Linked DNA regions of Homo sapiens: regions 1 and 2 are each linked to region 3. A link is an interaction called in ENCODE POLR2A ChIA-PET data of the cell type or tissue named here. Cell type or tissue: MCF 10A. All regions are shown on one strand. Each heading gives the region's core, and the rest is flanking DNA. Links, peaks and the distances in the headings are about the cores only.

Region 1 (4,611 bases), core at 423-4,422, 200 kb after region 3:
TTTGAGACAGAGTCTTGCTTTGTCACCCAGGCTGGAGTGCCATTATCCTGCCTCAGCCTTCCGAGTAGCTGGGACTACAGGCATGCGCCACCATGCTGGACTGATTGTTTTATTTTTCATAGAGAAAGGGTTTCACCATATTGGCCAGGCTGGCCTGACCTCAAGTGATCCACCTGCCTTGGCCTCCCAAAGTGCTGGGATTACAGGCGTGAGCCACCACATCCGGCTTCTTTTTACTATTTCACAGGCATCTCAATATAATGTATCTAAACTGAACTCTTGATCCTTCCCCTAAACTTTGCTTCTTCTTCAATCTTATCCTACGCAATTATTAAAGCCAGATACATAGCCATTGTAGTGGAGTGAATAGGGATATGTCCCCTAAAAGATATGTCCATATCCCTGAACCATGAATGTGACTTTATTTGGAAAAAGGGTCTTTTCAGATGTAATTAAATATCTCAAGATTATATCATCCCGGTTATTCAGGTAGATCCTAAATCCAATGACAAATGTTTTTATGGGAGAAAAGCTGAAAAAGATTTAAGTGAGAGAAGAGGAGAAGACTATGTGTAGACAGAGGAGAAAATTGGTGTTTTCCAGCCACAAGCCAACGAACGCCTGGAGCCACTAGAAGCTGAAAGAAGCAAGGAAGAATTCCCTCCTAGAGCCTTCAGTGGAAGTGTGGCCCTGTTGACACCTGGAGTTCGGATTTCTGCCCTTTGGAACTGTGAGAAGATAAATTTCAGTTGTTGTAAGCCACCCAGTTTGTGGTCATTTGTTACAGCAGCCTCAGGAGACTAATAGAGCTATCAACCTGAATACTCCCCTTTCTGTTATTCTTCTTATCCAATCCATCACCTCCCCAAGAATTCTGCTTCAAGAATGTCACTTGAATAATGTGACTTTTCTCAAATTTCTCTTCCAACAATTTATCACTTTAGTCCAAGCTGCCGTTATCTCTTGCCTTGCCAACTGCAATAGCCAACTCTTTATCTCCCTATTTCTACTCTTGGATCCTCCAATTTATTCTCCATATATGAATAATAACCAATTTTAAAATTGTAAAAATATAAAATACATTCTTTTAAAAATGTAAAATGGATTTTCTCAGTTCTCTGCTTAAAATTTTCAATCATTTCCTATTACAACTGGATTATATTCAGAAGTTTTAGCATGAACCCTGGGCTCATCCCCTGCCTATTTCTTCAACCTCTTGTACTTCCCACCCTTTTCTCTCTGCAGCTCATTCACTTCCTTCTGTTCGTTAAACCCACCTATTTTTGTCTGCCTCATAGCCTTCACCCATGCCATTTCAACCGCTTTCAATATTTTCTCCCTGTTCTTTGCCTGGTGGCAGTCATACTCATTGTTCAGTATAAATGTCATTTGCTAAGAGAGGCATTTCCCAGTCCACAGATATGTCCTGATGATGCCTGTTATGCTTTCACATAGAAACTATACATTTCTTTTACAGAACTTACAATTTCCAATTATACTGATATACTAGAGACTATCCATTTAATGCCCACCTCCTCCACTGAACTCCCCATGAAGGTAAGACTCATATCAGCTTTGTCAGCCACCATAGTTAGAACATTAGTCCTAACTTTTCCCCTAACTTCTAGTCCAGCATCCCCAGCATCCAATAGACAATTATATTAGTAGATTTTACCTTTTTCATAAATTCTGCAAATCTAAACCAAACTCACCAACACACAGACATGAACAATTTGGCCTCTTTTCTGGGCTCCAGTTTTGCCTGTAGTGTCACGATTCCAGAGTGACCCAGAAGAGAATTCCCATGTAATCTTTGGCCTTTGTTCTCCTTTGCTCCTCTGTATGAAAGCAGTCACCAAGTTCTTACAGCTATCCTTTGTCTTATCTCTATTTTTTCTCTTTTGACTGCCTTCCTTCTAGATCTGGTCCACTCAACCTTGGCACTATGTACACTTGGGGATGGATAATTCTTTGTCTTGAGAGGCTGTTTTGTGTTTTGTAGAACAGTTAGCATCATCCTTGCCTTTTACCTTCCAGATACCAGTAACATCCCCTGAGTTGTGAAAAAAAATGTCTACAAGTGTTGCTAAATGTCTCTTGGGAGGCTAAATCACCTCCATTTGGGAGCCATTGTTCTGGAACATAAGCTTATTTCCTCTGGTCCAAGAAAACTACAAGATTTATTGATTCACTTCCTCCGGGCATTTTCTTCTTTTTTTCAGTTACTCAACATATATTTTACTAGACATGTACCATGTGTCATAGAATATCATGAGAAGCATGACTGACAGTCCCTTCATCATACAGCATATATACTAGTTGAAGGGTTCACACAGGTGCCATAATACTCTTCCTAAAGCTTAATGTATTCACTATATCACATAACTGCTCAAAAATTTTCAGTAGTATTATATCACCATGAAACTTATTTTGCAATCCTCAGTTTGCCTTCCACAGACTGGCGTCAGTATCAAATTTCCAGACTAATGTCCCAAACTTTTCTCCAGCACGTGCTCCACCAACCAATGTGTTGATTCATTGTACCTGTAAACTTATTCATGCCCTTACCAACTCCATTCCAACTACCCTGCCCATCTTTCTTTACTCAAACCAGAACCTATCTCCAAAACTCTACCTGTAGGGATTTGTACATTTTGTTCATCTATTAGAATTTGCTGATCATGACATTGATTTGGCACATATCTTGCCTTGCCTTACACTATATGCTAGAAGTTCTTATACATATATCATCCCATTACACTATAAATGCAGCTAGGCCCTAAATATCTCTGTATCCCCTATAACACATATTGCTTTACAGGTAGGAGAAGTTCAGTGAAGATTGCTATATTATTTGTTTAAACATCACCCAACTATGTCAGCAGATACTCCATGTCAATGTCTCATATTTTAAGAGATTTAGCAGCATTTGTAGTTTTAGTTCCATAATACTGGACTAGGGAGAGGGAATGTGGGGGGAAAAGAAAACATTTCACTTGGAGCTAGGAAATATTTTGAGTCTGACATCACAATTAATATGAGGGAAAATGAAATTTTCCTGAAGTGTGAATTTGAAGTTCCACAGGCTCTTGCCAGGCAAGAGCAGGTCCTGGTCCACCTGTGATAGTTGCATTAGAGCCAAGCCCTGCATTAAAAGAGATAAGAGTAACACAGGAGCTAAATATGTAATTTAGAAAAAGCAGAGGCTTTTTAAAGGAAAAGTATGAGGTGCCCAAGGAGTCACTTTCATTGTCAGAGTGAAATTTGGCTCTCTGATAAATTGAAGTCTCACCTGACCCCATGTAATGCAAGATCACAAGGTATTTCAAAGGCTGTGCCCTCCATAGTAAGACATTAATCAAAATCTCCAAAGGGACATTCAGAAAGTTAGTCACCTTTTTTGCAAATTAAATTTTATGATTAAATACTTGTGAACATCAGACTTCTTAAAACTTATACTCATTTCCCATATTTTTATGGAGGACAATTTTTTGTCAGTATACTGATGGAGAGAAATGGTAGTTCTTGAAAGAAGGAGACTATTAGATTAATTTATGTTAAAGTAAAATATGCAGAGACTGAAACAGAATGATTTAGTCATGGTTCCCCTTGCTTCCCTAGCCCACTTCCTTTTCATGCATTTTCAGTGAGATTAGTTACCAAGTAAAAGATTATGAAAAGAAAATCTATCTTTACCATTCATTTTGACTCTTCCACAAATCAAAGGGGATTGCTATGGATTGGAGGCAAAGCTTTTTATAAAATATTTGTACAAAAGTATTGGGTACTTGTGTAATTTTTTATATGCATAGATCATGTAGTGGTCAAGTCAGGGTTTTTAGGGTATCCATCACCCAAATAATGTACGTTATACCCATTAACTAACTTCTCATCATCCACCCTCCTCCCACCCCATCACCCTTCTAAGTCTCCATTGTCTATAATTCCACTCTCTACATCCATGTGACACATTTCTTAGCATCCACCTATGAGTGAGAGGATGCAATATCTAACTTTCTGTGCTGGGCTTGCTTCACTTAAGACAGTGACTTCCAGTTTCATCCATGTTGCTGCAAAATATATGATTTCATTCTTTTCATGGCTGAATATAATGGCATATTATATTCAGCCATGAAAAGAATGAAATCATATATTTTATATGAATAAAATGGAATATTTTATATATATAATAACATTCCATTATATATTTAACAATATTCCATTAAATATAGTATATATAATATTTCATTATATAATGGAATATTATTATATATTATTATGTACATATTATATAATGTGATACATACACCACATTTTTAATGGGTTCAGGAAACTTGGTGAAAAACATCATTTATCTCTGTTTGGCCCATGCTATCTATCTCTTTAGTATACTATTGTTTGGTAACTTGGCAAGAGTGTCAGGACAAAAGCCTATAGCTACCCACTCACAAGGAGGCTTCTTAGATGCTCAGTGGTGGGAGTAAGATAGGACGAAGGTGTGAGCCAATTGCCTGAATGAAAAGGGTATACTGTGTTACTATCAGTCATAGTTGCAGAGTTTTAAAGAAAGGTTTAAAGCACCACAAAGCCCTTTGAGTTTTGAGCTATTGC
Region 2 (4,611 bases), core at 423-4,422, 190 kb before region 3:
TTCTTCTGACAAACGGGGTCCCAAGGGTTGGCCATAGAAGGAAGAAGAGGGAAACAAGGAAGAAACAACCTGGCCTATGTAAGAAACAGTGATTTTCAAAGAAGCTGATTAAGGTGACAGGCCAGGAAAGGCAGTGAGTGTGAGCAGGATCTAAAGTATGTTCTTAGCTTCTAGTAATCTACATATTATTTTCTTCATATGAAGAAGAACCACATAATAAAAAGTAACTTAATTCATTTAGAAATCAAAAGAATGTTTAAACACATTTACTGCTGTTTATTTTAAGGCAGGAAATGTTTTAAAAAGTTAAATTCTCCAGCATTGTACTACTTCTTGCAATGTTTTTCTAAGTGTAAGATAGTATGCACTAATGACCACAAACCACTTAAGAAAGCTGATTTAATGTAGCAGCTTGTAGTTAAGATGTAAAGCTTGTGAAATAAGTAATGACTATTAGTTTATATATTTAGTTTATATATTTGCCTGTGTACTAAAGACGTATTGCTTTTTTAAAGTTTTAAGCTTTATATAAAGGTTAGCTTTCACCTCCTCAGGACAGCCTTTTGTGACTCAACTACCAAATTTAGATATTCCCTCTCATTTGCATTCACAGATGTTTATTTCCCTCACAGCACATTTCATAAATTATCATGATGTATTTGTTCACTGGTGTGACTGAATGTTTACTGTCATCTTCACTAGTCTATCTGCTTGTTGAAGACAGGTACAGTCTAGCTCATTCTCCATTGTAATACTATCAGGTTTAGAGACTAAATAAATATCTGTTGAATTTCTGGTTGAATCTTGGTTACATGAATTAATCCTTTCCTCTGTCTCCTGCTGAAAACAATGATTACAAGGTTTTGGCCCTTTTATGCACTAAATAAAATGGTTAGGCTTCTAGCACTTGGCTTAAACTAATAAGATGAAAGAACAAGCAGGTAATGTAATTAGCTTAAGATAAATGGAAAATATTGCACATTTTATTGTCAAGATATTTTTTAGAGATATTAGTTTTCGCTATTGACTGCTACTGCATTAGTGCTTGTAATCTCCTTAGTGCATTAGCACTAAATACTATTGATTCACTCAGAGCTAACAGACCAATTTAATCTGTGCATTTTCCCCATTTCCTGAGCATGACTTCACCTATAGTTTAGTTAGTAGACTGGTTGCTAGATGCAAGTGTTAATCGGACATTTTAAAATTTAAAACATTGTTAGAAAATTTAATATCATACAAATTTACTTCTTTGATACACAGACACAAATTTTAACTAATCATGAATAACTATATATTTTGAGATGATGACTCAGCAAACTTAATTTTTATAAAATCAGCCTTCGAAGAGAATGGTTTACAAATCAAAACTAACCTTAATTCTCTCCTTTTATCTAGGGCACGATTTGAAGTATCATCTACCATTTTAATGTCCTCTGACTGATGAACATTTTGCTGATTTACCCAAATAAGACAAATGAAGTCAGACTTCACTCTGAATTCACAATGGTTTTTTTTTGTTTGTTTTATAGTTATACTGTTCATAAATCATTTTTCCCCATTTGTGATCACCAAGAATGGTTAAAACAAAGCTTTGGTCTAAATTAGCATGCAATTGCTAGACATTTTTCTTTCCTCTTGTGGGGAGACTGGAAAATATTTTTGAAGTATATATGGGTAGCTACACTTTGTCTGCTCCAACATTAGACTAGGTCTAGGGTGAAGTGCAGTAAACTGCTTCCCAAGGCAGAGTGAGGCTTTTAGAATAGGAAGTCAACATGGCTCAGCAAGTAATTCACATGCAAATGAACCTGCCTGGAACATTTTAGTTAGAAAAAAATATGTAATTAGCAGACTGGAATGTATCCAGGATCCTAGATTCGGTTACCACATATACTATTTAAAAAAAAAAAAAAAAAAATCAAGGGAAGGAGTTTTAATGACTTCAGGAGTAGCTGAGCCCTTGGTTTCATTTTCCTGATAACGAGCACTTTACAGTCCTCCCTGGACGCTGGAGATGTGACTTAGGGCACATATCTGGGCTCTGAATCATTCTGAACTCTGTGTGCCCACTGAATCAGTGTCTGTGCCAACCCATGAATAAGCAGTGGCAGAAATTCCTGGAGGGTCTTCTATCCAAATTCTGATGGGTCCCCATTTTTCTTTTTAGACTGAGGAGATAAGAACATAGGGTGGGATGGCCACTGATAAGGCAGAAGTCTGAAGTAAGGATGTAACACCCAAAATGTGAAACAGTATTCGGAGTAAAAATATACATTATTACTCAAGGAGGTTCATATCCTTATCAATGCAGCATCCCACATGCTTCCAGAAATCGCTAATCATGTTTATGTCAATGAAAATATCATGTATCAGAGTTGTGGATTCAAAGATTTTAATTAACATTTGGGCTTTACAAAAATCAACTTTAAGATTTATTTCATTTTGTACAAACTCCTTCCCGTTTGCGATATCAGTTTTATCAGATGAATCTCCGTGTAGAAATCAACTACCTAAATAAGACACAGGTTATAATGCCACCTGCTTGAAAGGACATTAAGAATAATGTCAAATTAATTTAAAATGCATGCGGCATAGTTAACGCTTCATTCCCCACACAAGTGAGAGATATTATCAATCATATCATGAATTAATATAACCCACGGGTAAAACCTACCCACAGTTTTGGTGACAGCTTCAGCACTGTGTTCTCTTGCTATTAGGTTATAAAAACATCATGCCTTTGCTTTTTCATCTTTCCTGGGGTAGAGAGACTTGTGAATGAGCCATGTAATGGTTTAAAGAGCAGTCAGCAAGAGGAAGGGAAAAAGCAAAAGGAATTAAAGGTTCATTTTGTAACATGTTTTCTAACACCCCAAGGGTGTGCCCAGTGATCTCAGGGGGCGTTACAAAATTCTGGAAAGAAACTAATTTTAAATTTCTTTTAATAAAATAATGCAATATGCCACTTTTCGTGGAATGAGTAGCATGGATAATTAAAATAAAGAAGTTAGGAAGCAGTGACTCCCTGAGCCTATGAGAGGATGAAGTAGTGTCTAGGAAAGAAAAAGAAATGAAATGTAAAATTAATAACCTTTTACTTACATTTTTTAAAAAGTACATTGAATCTTTATACCTCAAGGATTTTCTTTCTTGCAAGATTTTGCTTTGGTAGCTATTACATTTGGCATATGGCCAAGATATTTAATATTTAGGTTTGAAAGGCTGTCTAATATTAAGAATGAAGAATCCTTAACAACATTTTTCATATTGGATAACATTTTCTCATTTTTGAGCACAATAAGTAAAAAACTCTATAATCTGGCTTCACATTTTTCATCCCTAATACAAAATACATTCTCTTGAGAGTGCTAGATTGTTGGAATAAGGCATGCCAAACCAGTATAATCACATGGATGTTATTTGTAACATTGACTCCACATTCACAGTTCAAGTGGTGTGGGAGATTATAGATATATGGCCTATAAAAGTTATAAATCTTTGTTTATTTTATTAAATATTACGAGACATGCCCTGAGGATGACAGATCAATAACGGTCCTTGTGGTTTCCTGATGGAAGGCTGCAATTATTTTCTTCCATTACAACTTAAATGTAACTCGATTTTACTCATCTATCATCTTTATAATCATAATAAAGAAACATCACTGTATGTTTATTTTTCTGCCTATTCCTATTATTCCTTGTTTGCATCTTGTTTTGATTTTTGTCCTCCTTTAAAATTGTTCTAATCACTTTGCTTTCTTCCTTTGATGGCTCTGAGTAGTGACTCTTTAACTTTGGCATTCTGTGAAACGGAGATGGAAAATTACTACCTTAAGTTTCCTTTATTTTGGGAAGCAGTTGGCTACTCTTTGAATTTGAGTATAAATGATATTTAAAAACAAGGAAGCCCAATACAAACAACCTATGAGGTTGACTTTTTCTAAAACTGCATTATCTGCAAATTCTTGAATGCAAGATATGACAAAGTACATAAGAGTAATATCTTAGGTCATGGATAGTTAGGATTGAAAGTGAGAGGAAGGAGAACAATTTATACCTTCTAACTTGACTATAGTACAGTTTTGATTCAATTGTCTTTCTCCCCATCCTCTGCCCCCTCAAACTACCACCACTCCTCACCCCATCTCTTTTTTGGAACTATTATAATCTTAAGAACAACATAACACAAATTAACCATTATGGAGGTAGGTCACTCATAACAGTTAGAGAGGGAAGTGAAAGACTTGTAAACAATAGAACCAGAATGTGCCTCTTCCAGAGAATAATCCAATCATTTGAATTTGTCTTTCTTTACGCAAGTATTCCTTACAATAATAGCTGCTATTTATTTTGTGCCAAGGACCAAGTTGGGACCTTTTACAGATGTTATTAATATACTTGTCCACACTATAGTCCTGCACGCAGGACGATGGGTTCAGAGTTTAAATAATGCTTTCATGGCCATCCAGGTAGAAGACGGTGGGGTTCAGATTTGAACCAACATCTCTGATTTTAGTCTCTTTCCATTAGTCCATGCTGTCTCCCAACGGGCTAAATTTATAGTCATCTTGTGCCAGGTACCTCATATATATTATCCCAAATTTTC
Region 3 (4,611 bases), core at 201-4,200:
TCACTTCCAGGACAAATAATACCAACAATGCTGATACTTTTTTAGCAATCTAATTTTAAAAATTGTAATAATCATAGGATTTTCCTCGTCTAAATAAAATGTATATTAATGATTCAGTTGATTGCTCACTTGGTTATTCTATATGATAACAAATTATTTTTTGGTGTTTTATTTCCAGTGCTTTCATCATGCCCCTCACTCCACCCATCCCATCCCCTGCGTGGCCCCTGCACATACAACATGTGAAATTGATTGAATAGACAAGAAATTCTGTGGGGATCTTTTCATCTTGTTTATGTTACCTAACCCTGAATAATGTGTGCTATTCCTATGTCTGCCCCAAAAAGGCTACAGATAACTGGAGAGAAAGGGTTGGTTGCATCTTATGCTTCTTTTTATGTATTCTAGTGTCATGATTTCCCATTTTTTCAATCTAATTCTTGACTTTGATACTGATCAGTTTACCACTGTCACTTTGTGAGAAAATATGTAGAAACTGGGTGCGATGGTATGCACCTGAAGTCCTAGAAACTGGGGAGGCTGAAGAGGGAGGATCACTTGAACCTAGGAGATTGCACTACTGCACTCCAGCCTGGGTGATAGAACAAGACCCTGTCTCTAAAAAATAAAATAAATAAAATTTATAATGAGCAAATTATTCAATAGGAGAAAATAAATTCATATATGGTTTTCCCTGGGATCTCCAAGACAAAGTAACTGACAATAAAATTGGATAACATAAAAGGATGTACAAACTGACAAGAAATTTCCGACAAAATGAAGAAAATACAAAATAAGGATTCTGTCTAGAAAACAATATGTTTAGTCCAAACTGAAATTATTGCTGTAATTATTAATATTTTACATGTCAGGATGTTTAGCATTGAGAAGAAAAATCATCACTGGGCTTTTGATACATATTAGGGAAGTCTGTGTGAAGGAATAAAATGCTACAAAATTTACAAAAAATGAGAATAATGGCATTTGGGAACTATTTTTCTGACTTTAGCTGGAGTGTAAGGTCTAGAGCTCAGATCCTAAGGAGAAAGAAAGGGTGTGCCCTGAAAAGCGGCATACAGGGCTGGGGGAGGGGTTCAGGGATTAGATGGAGGCCGAGTGAGGAGGTTACATGAAGCCCAGGTGCTAGCTTGGGACAGCTCTTACAACTGAGGACATGAAACTGCCTCCATTGATGGGAGAATGGAAAAAAAGGTGCTTCTCAGAGTAGGAAAGGTGGATGAATGAAAAAAGAAGATTTTGGCTGGAAGCCATAAGAACAGCCATGGACACATTCTTTCAGGAAATAGAAAATCATCTCTACAGTGATTAGGAGTGTGGGCTCTGATGTCAGGCTCTCTTGGCTCACATCCTGACTGTGGTCTAGGGCAAATTCTTTAACTTCACAGCATCAGTTTCATTATCTGAAAAATGGGAATGACAGTAACATTCCCATCGTAGGGTTATTGTACTGATTAAGTAAATGCCCAGAAGATTATAAGTGCTCGACAAATCTAAATACTCCTGTTATTGTTTGTACTGAGATCAGAGGTCTCCCAGCCATATAATACATAAAGAATTTCAACCAGTTTCCTCCTCAGTAAAATAAGCGTGGTGGTTATTCCTCACCACTTGCCTCCCTGCGATGTGGAGTGTGCATCCCTGAAACTTTCCAAATGACTCCTTGTTTCACTGCCCTAGTTAGCTGAGACAGCAGTTGGCTGGAACCGATGTGCCAGTCAGTTAGAGAAACAGGTCCTGCATACTGCCCTTCTCTCCCCTTTTGTTACTGGTTGGTGCTCGGTGACAAGTGACTGGGAGGCAGGAAAGAAAAGAATGCTCCAAAGATGACCTGCTGCTCTCACCTCTTCCTGATCCATTTATGTCTGAGAGAAATATTTGCCCTTGGCTACGTGCTGTTTCCCACTCTGAGTCATGTCTCTTCCTTTCTCTCATCATCCTACACCCCTACCTTTTCCTATAAAGGCAAAATGATTTCTCCAGTCACACAGCTGAGCTGAATGACCTAATACGTCCAAGCACAGGCAGATAGGTGTCCCTGTCCTATTTTTGGTTAATTGTTGAAGTGGTGTCCTCTGATTTCTCTGACTGCAGCATGGTCTTTCTTTGCCGCAGACATGCCGCAACAGTCAACAGCACAGAGAGGCAAGGCGAAAGAAGACACAGATAGATGGTCACAAGTTACAGTTTCATTTTCATTTTCAGTTGCACGCTTCGGCATTGTCTTTAGGGCACATGGTTCCAGCAGAGCCCTCATGCCCACTCCTAGGGTCCTATTCATTCAGTAAGACAAAAGCAACTTTCCTTTGTGGATAAAAAGAAAAGTCTTTAGCTGACTTCAATTTCCTCCACTCCTGTTCAGATTCCATGCCCCTTTCACTAGGGATTTGGGTTGTCCAAAAGCGAAACTGGGAAGGCTGAAGGCCATGTGATTGGAGCCTCTTGTTTCCCTTTGTCACAGCTTTCTCTTTGGTGACATCTCTTTTAATCAGTGTATGGTGCTCTCATATTGTGCTCAGAGCTCTTATGCTTGGTTCCCATATGTAGTTTTCAACACTCCTTTCTCAGATCACTTGTTCACCTAAAGTAAATAGATGACTGCTAATAGATTGAAATGTTACCCCACTCAAGGGTGTGTTTCACTTAAAAAAGTATCAAGATGTCAAGTTCCAATGGCAGCATTTCAGGTACAATCCAAAGCAAGAAACTGGAGAGTGGGCACAGAAATGTCTTAAAAATTTAGCAAGGGGTGCTTTATTTTGCTCATTTTGCTATTTTGGGGTGAATAGGGAGAAGAAATTGGGATGGTTAAATTATAGTTGCCAAACTTATTTTTATTCCTAAAAAATATAAACTGACTATCTAGTATACCTGTATCCTTTACTCCTCCTCTGTCAACTTCTTCCCCTGTCTTCCCTGCACACATACACAACTTGAAGGGAAGAAGTGTACCAAATCCTGATTTGTGATAAATTACATTCATTGTGGTAATTTTTCTTTGCAGCTCTACTTACTATTTTTTTAAGTTTCTTAAAGTAACATGTAACCCTGTAAAAATTCTGTAAGCACTTGTTATCTTAAACAAACATTCTAAAATGATAAAGTTGCAAGCTAGAAAAACTAAGCTATTATTTGTTTGATTTCTCCATTATGTTATTTAATTTGTCCTGGGATTCAGATGAGACAATGTGTTTTCTAAAATGTAAAACCCAAAGAAACAATCTTTCAGTGTTATAAATTTCAAAGTGAGGAATAGAATAGTAGATGAAATAGCAACATTCTAGAAAGCATGAAAGTGTGTTTCCAGACAAGTTTCTAAATGCTAGGGCTTTCTACCCCTGAAGAATTAAAAGTAAATTTTAGATACGAGAATGGAGACTAAAGGCAGGCATTACCCCAATCGATAAAATATAAAATGGTTTATATACGTTTTTGTTTTCTCAACTTAATGATTCATGAGTGAGAAAATGGTGGGAAGGAAATTTTTATTAGAATCAGTACATTTCAAATCCCTTTTGTAAAGAAGAAATTATGAAGTTTTGTGCAATTCCCACTCTCAGTTCTGCAATTATCCCAAGCTTTCTCCAGTTATTTATTTACATAATCATTCATACAGAAAATATTGATGGAACTCATTAAGCACTGGGCACCATTTCAGAATCCCAGCAAACGTGAAGTGATGTTTTTGGTTCTCAAATACCTAACTAGCAGTCTAATGGTATTAGTTAACAGGGTTACTTTTACAACGTGACAGGTGATAATAGGAATTTGTACAACATTTTAGATGTAGACACAGAAGAGGCACTTAATGTGGAAGAGTTTTGGAAACAGATAAGAGTGAGGCAGGCATGAGAAGAAAAACAATGCTGGCATGGGTACACAGGAGTAGCACGGGTTGTTCAGTAAAGCTACAGAAGAGTTGCTAACGATGACAACGGGTTGATGGCGAAGGCCTTGCATATGCTGCTCAAGAACTTGGAATATTATTCTCAGGGCAATCACATACAATTGATAGTTTTAAGCAAGGAAATGACAGGGTAGTCTTGGTATAATCACGTTTTTTTTAAGAGAAAAATGGATTGGTGATCATATTGAAGGCAGGAAGTGAGGTCAGTTAGGAGGCTGTGGCAAATAGCCAGGCAAAAGAGAAAGATGGCAGTGATTATGGGGCATAGCAGTGATTTTGACAGAAAATCTTAAAATGAAATAGAGTCATTCCTCGGTACCCTTGAGGGATTGGTTCTAGAATTCCCCTGCAGATATAAAAATCCTTGCATACTTAAATCCCGTCATCCCTGCAGAACCCAAGGAGGTGAAAAGTCAGCCCTCCTTGTCTGAGGGTTTTGCATCTTGCAATACTCTATTTTGGATCCAGTTTGATGGTGGATGAGGAACCTGTGGATACGGAAGGCTAACTGTATTTACTGAAAAAAAATCTGAGTATAAGTGGACTGAGCAGTTCAACCCCATGTTGTTAAAGGTTCAATCGCAAATTCTAATTAAGATATAATTTTTTTCAGAAATTCATAATAATAAAGACTTAGCATTGATAAAAATCTTAGGATCTCTGTTTTAATGAATTGAGGCCAAATA

Evidence for each region. Peaks named below come from ENCODE experiments on the same cell type or tissue, not always from the same donor. Only the 100,000 strongest peaks of a DNase experiment are listed, where the experiment ranks them.
Region 1: POLR2A ChIA-PET joins it to region 3 with 5 read pairs; 3 of 35 experiments call an interaction of 5 or more read pairs at or near these places.
Region 2: POLR2A ChIA-PET joins it to region 3 with 5 read pairs; 3 of 35 experiments call an interaction of 5 or more read pairs at or near these places.

What each region holds. Positions count from the first base shown.
Region 1 is chr7:116,306,467-116,311,077 of GRCh38, reverse strand. All of the region lies in intron 3 of LOC105375463 (a long non-coding RNA gene), which reads right to left. Among named protein-coding and RNA genes, the nearest start is that of TES, 98 kb to the right of the region's middle. In MCF 10A, for the core only: no CTCF peak of the experiment used is centred there; no DNase peak of the experiment used is centred there.
Region 2 is chr7:116,704,199-116,708,809 of GRCh38, reverse strand. The region is part of intron 2 of MET (MET proto-oncogene, receptor tyrosine kinase); the gene reads right to left. Among named protein-coding and RNA genes, the nearest start is that of COMETT, 18 kb to the right of the region's middle. In MCF 10A, for the core only: no CTCF peak of the experiment used is centred there; a DNase peak (open chromatin) is centred at 2,019.
Region 3 is chr7:116,509,486-116,514,096 of GRCh38, reverse strand. No RefSeq gene overlaps it. Among named protein-coding and RNA genes, the nearest start is that of CAV2, 12 kb to the right of the region's middle. RefSeq lists enhancers at 1,854-1,903, 1,914-2,293. In MCF 10A, for the core only: no CTCF peak of the experiment used is centred there; a DNase peak (open chromatin) is centred at 1,936.